2 separate regions of the Homo sapiens genome follow, and region 2 is linked to region 1. The links are chromatin contacts, found by Hi-C or POLR2A ChIA-PET in ENCODE. All regions are on one chromosome and are shown on one strand. The core of a region is the stretch at or near the end of the contact, and the rest is flanking DNA. Distances in the headings are between cores, read along the strand shown.

The links. A loop is a pair of places that touch in the nucleus more often than their neighbours do. ChIA-PET counts read pairs that join two places held with the same protein, here RNA polymerase II (POLR2A). Pooled maps may share reads with other maps.
Region 2: a loop to region 1 is called in a pooled map, with 4 times the contacts of the local background. The contact joins two enhancer-like sites. A Hi-C loop is called at or near these places in 1 of 168 maps with a recorded cell type or tissue (endothelial cell of umbilical vein) and 4 of 50 pooled maps. POLR2A ChIA-PET finds 5 or more read pairs at or near these places in 1 of 52 experiments (activated CD4-positive, alpha-beta T cell).

What each region holds. Positions count from the first base shown.
Region 1 is chr2:196,402,360-196,404,941 of GRCh38, forward strand. All of the region lies in intron 2 of HECW2 (HECT, C2 and WW domain containing E3 ubiquitin protein ligase 2), which reads right to left. Among named protein-coding and RNA genes, the nearest start is that of HECW2-AS1, 140 kb to the left of the region's middle. Within about 2 kb of position 1,297, at least 2 of the 41 ENCODE cell types and tissues checked have a DNase peak (open chromatin) inside an H3K27ac peak, as active enhancers do; they include endothelial cell of umbilical vein, where a contact is called at or near this core.
Region 2 is chr2:196,232,715-196,235,296 of GRCh38, forward strand. All of the region lies in intron 21 of HECW2 (HECT, C2 and WW domain containing E3 ubiquitin protein ligase 2), which reads right to left. Among named protein-coding and RNA genes, the nearest start is that of HECW2-AS1, 26 kb to the right of the region's middle. Within about 2 kb of position 1,282, at least 20 of the 41 ENCODE cell types and tissues checked have a DNase peak (open chromatin) inside an H3K27ac peak, as active enhancers do; they include endothelial cell of umbilical vein, where a contact is called at or near this core.

The DNA.
Region 1 (2,582 bases), core at 47-2,546:
CAAGAGATTTACTTTTTATTCTTAGTCAAAGAAACTTTGAAATAGTTGTCTAACATGGGAATAAGAGTGAGAGACTCTGAGCCATTAATAGTGTGCATGGTGCACCTCCACATCATGGGTTACTTTGGCTACTTTTCCTTCACTGATTCAGTCCCCCTGACAGATATTATGTTCCATAATGTTTCTCTGTTATTTATTTAACAGCTTTTTGTCAGTGTGAGTGATACAGCATATTCAATGATATATTTTTCATGGTATCTAATACACATTGTCACAGTATACCTTTAACAATAGTCCTGAAACTCAAAAAACAAACTGTAAGAGAACGAACAAAATTTCTATAGCTAACAATTTAATTTGGGAGGTCAAATACATACTTGGAAATGTGAATATTGTAAATCAAATAAAGTAATCAATTAACAAACAGATTCCTTGCCTTGGGAATTTTTTTTTTTTTTTTTTTTTGAGACAGAGTCTCGCTCTGTCACCCAGGCTGGAGTGCAGTGGCACGATCTCAGCTCACTGCAACCTCCGCCTTCTGGGCTCAAGCAATTCTTGTGCCTCAGCCTCCCGAGTAGCTGGGATTACAGGCGCGCACTACCATGCTTGGCTAATTTTTGTATTTTTCGTAGAGACGGAGTTTCACTATGTTGGCCAGGCTCATATTGAACTCCTGACCTCAGGTGATCCGCCCACCTTGGCCTCCCAAGTGCTGGGATTATAGGCATGAGCCACCACACCTGTCCACCTTGGGATTCTTATTCTTCTGTCATTCTTTCCACTGATGACCAATTTTAACTGTGCTGGGTAGGACACAGACATAGGCATAGAAAGAGCAAATAAGTACTAAATAGCCACAGGCTACTAAAATGTCACTCAACTAAATGCTGTATTTTGATACTGCATTTGACAGCTGACGTAATGTACAAGAAAGTATTTAACAGATACATGTTCAGGAACATGATCACAGTAATAAAGCAACAGATGCTTAAGTGTTTCTGCTTTCCACATAGGGTATCCATAGAGACTATTAAAAAGACTTCCAGGGAAAGGTAGGATCTGTCATTAAAAATGCATCTCCTCATATGAGAGATACAGTAAACACAAACCTTCAAGATGCCCATAATTTTTAATGTACTTTTAAAAAGACATTTATACTATGCAGCTCATTTCTGCAAAATGTGACTTGATTACAAAGTACTCAGTGGCTTACATTATTTATTTAAGAAGACTGAGTCACTTTCCTAAAGTTTTACAGCTAACCTAGTCTGTGAAAAAATTCTAAAGCTTAAAAGCTCTCAAGGAAATGAACCAAAACATTCTGGAAAATTCATTCTCTGCAGGGAAGATAATCGTGGCTATAAGACCAGTCAGCCTAAGGAAGTACACAGGGAAGAAGAATGACCTCATGTAACAGATCCTCAGATCTTTTGAAGGAAATAATAATAACAAAAAAGAACATGTCTGTCTTCCTGCTTAAGATATGTAGCAGAAAGCCAGACACTTCTTCAAGTATTCCTTCAGGTTGTATTTCAGGCCTGTTACATATTTCAGCATCACACTGCCAACCTTCTCTATAGAACCCAGAATTTCTTGTGAAATTATGTCACTGTGAGTGTTTTAGGCCTCACATTCATCTGAGAAAAACACTCTAGTAATATATAATGGAACCATGCAATGGCTATGGTTGGCTAACCATGTTATACTACATTTTTACTAAATGCAATTGAGTGCCAGAAAAAAGTCTTCTGTTTGAATCCATACAATAAAGAGCTTAGCAACTTGTAGTATCCACATAGGATACTCTTGATTTTTGTAATAATTGAGGAGAAACATGGCACTTGAGTTGGAGACTGGGCGTAAGTCCCATTACATGAACTTTAATAGTTAAAAAGCATAATTCTCCCTATGATTTGCCCCATGAATATATACTTACTTGCCTAAGCATTAGTCATGCCTCTCTCTGTCATGTCTGCTAGGATTCTGTAATAAAGAGATTCTTCAAAGTCTCTTCCTAGACCTTCTAGGAGAAGAAAATGATGTTTTTATTTCCCAAAACCCAGTAAGCTTGTCCTGACCAGCCAGGAAGGTTCAGAGGGTCTTCTACTGCCTCCCCTAGTCAAAGATCTGTAACTTCAGAATTAGTGTCACTTTTTAATTGTGGTGAAAGCCTCAAAATACATTAAACCCCAAAGAGATTTTCACTACTGAGATTTTTATCATCTTGGAAAATGTTTCCTGTCTTTTGGCACATTTCTGCATTCAAACATTTCCTGATCTTCCAGGTCACCAGTTCCAGTGCTCCCACTACAGAAACCCTTCCATCTCAAGCTCTCCAATCCACTTTTTCTCCATTAATCACCCCCAGTTATCAATTTCCTCCTTATCCTGCCAGATTCCCTGATCCATTCTTATAATCATCCTGTTGGTAATATTTCTTTTTTTTTCTTTTTTCTTCTCTTTTTTTTTTTTTTTTTTTTTTTGAGACATAGTCTCGCTCTGTCACCCAGCCTGGAGTGCAGTGGTGCAATCTCGGCTCGCTGCAAGCTCTGCCTCCCAGGTTCACGCCATTCTCCTGCCTC
Region 2 (2,582 bases), core at 32-2,531, 170 kb before region 1:
ACTGACCTCACTGATTAGTTCCCTTTTTATGATGATAGCTGAATCTGGCTGAAGATGAGATGAATGTTCCCTGAGGAATTAAACTGAAAATGAAAAGTCTTGTTTTCCCAAGCAAAAACAGAGCTAACAGTTAGTTCCTCTAGGAGAAAATGTGTCTTCAACTGGTCAAGTTTTTATCTGCTGACTTTTAACTCTAGAAGCACTGATGGAGTCACCTCTAAAGCCAAAATAGTCTTAAACTTTGATTTGATTATAATCCAAAGCTTAGAACTGCCTATCTGAGAGCAGGTTGTAGATTACAATTTATAAATAAGCCTAGCTAACTCAGTAAAACATGTCACAGCAGGGTACATCATGCCTTTGCTTCCTGTAATGTCTTAGCAACTTCTTTCATATAAATAGTTAATATGACTCATATCACAGGGATTGTCTGTTACATTCCTGTTTTGCCAGTTAGGTTGGTTCCACAGCTAAAGGCTTGGCACGGAAATATAAAAACTCTGGACGACGGGTGTGTAGCCGCACAACAGCTGCATCTGAGGGCATTTCCGAATAAGCACAGATGTCTCCAGGGTGGCCATGTAGTCTGGAGCCCCAAGTGCTGATAGAGCATTTTAAATATCATCACATGGCTGGGTTGGCACTCCACCCAAGTTGTCAGTGGCACCCAAAATTTGTTAAAATAACAAATTTTATTCTCCCATTCTTTATTTTCAACTAAGAATTACTGAAAACTAAGTATTCTAATGAAAGCAGACTATAAAATGAAAGAAGATGATGGCCTTGGGAAGTCACACCATTTCCTACAAGTTGGTTCAGGCACACATGGCCTACACACCTTCTGATTCACCCTCAGATATTTATAGCAGCAAGGTGTTAGTTCTTGAGCCAATTAAGAAAGCCTGGTAGGTGAGTAAGGTATTTTGATATGATAAACAAAGTCTTACCAGGTGCTACCAAACCAAAGCCTAGATACAGAAGCATCCTTCTTTAGAAAGGTTTGGGTAATTTAGGTTATCCTGTGAATGTCTCTTTTTGGAAGAAAAAAAGGGAACACCATAAAGTGTACCTTGAAGCTTCACAGATTTCTGAGAAATTAATGACCAAGCTCAGGGCCTCAAACAGCTTCTAGTGAGGATCTGACCAGTCATATGTAAGAACTGGTTGGTTACTTTATAAGCAGAGACTGAAGAAAACTCCTTCAGATCTCATCCTCCCTAGTTGCTTTCATTTGCCTGTCTCAGGGGAGTTACAGAAAGCTCAAAAGGAAGATATTACAGGAAGTTCTTAAACTCCCAAACTAAAACTGCTTGTACACATCTCCACCCCAGTCAAAGTGTGGCTCTGCAAGACATGATTGATGTCATATTGATGGCACCTCACACATAATAAACTCATTCTTTCTTAAGAAAGGTGCCTTTTACAGGGTTGGCCATGGAGAAAAAGAGGCAGGGCAATCACAGTGTAAACCTCCTCTCTTTACGCAGGCCACTATTTCTTTAATGTTTTGGGTATTAAGAAATTAGTGGCCCCACGCCTTATCAGAACACAACAGTCTAATCCAGTTTTTTTTTTTTTTTAAAGAGACAGGGTGACAGGGTTTTGCTCTGTCACCCAGGCTGGAGTACAGTGGCACAATCGTAGCTCACTGTAACCTTGAGCTCCTGGACTCAAGCGATCCTCCTGCCTCAGCCTCCCAAGTATCTAGGACTACAGACACAAGCCATCACAACCAGCTAATTATTTATTTATTTATTTTTTATAGAAATGGGGTCTCACTATGTTGCCCAATCTAGTTTGGAACTCCTCGCCTGAAGCAATACTCCCACCTTGGCCTCCCAAAGTGCTGGGATTATAGGTATGAGCCACCATGCCTAGCATCTAGGTAACTTTTTAAATCATATAACTTTAGTTGCTAGGACTTTTAATTCAAAAGAAAATAATACACTGGAGAATGTGCAGTATAATAATAGAGCTGGAAAATACGTAGAATAATTCACTGGAGAATATGTAGTATTTCATTGACCTCAACCCTAGAGAAGCAACTTCTTAGTAGACTGATGCCCAGCAGAAATAGGCAACCCCTGCGTGCAATTTCACGCCACATTCAGTCAAGATGACTCAGTTTTCAGCCACTCCACCACTGCCGATCTCCCTTCCCCACAACTTTGCAAAGGCAGATAACCAGATTAAGTTGTGTGGAAATTTTCATGACTAAAGCAAAACCTCCAGCTCTAACCAAATTAAATCACTAGTTACAAGATAGGGCTTAGAAACTACCTACTTTTTGTAAAAAGCCAAAGCATAATATAAAATGTGATCTTAGTTGGTGATGAACTAATCAACTAAAGTATTTGTATTTATAGACTCTAGGATTATTTTTGTATTTTTTTTTTGTTTTTAGACCCAGTCTCGCTCTGTCGCCCAGGCTGGAGTGCAGTGGTGTGATCTCAGCTCACTGCAAGCTCTGCCTCCCAGGTTCAAGCAATTCTCCTGCCTCAGCCACCCTAGAAGCTGGGAGTACAGGCACTCACCACCATGCCCAGCTAATTTTTTTGTATTTTTATTAGAGACGGGGTTTC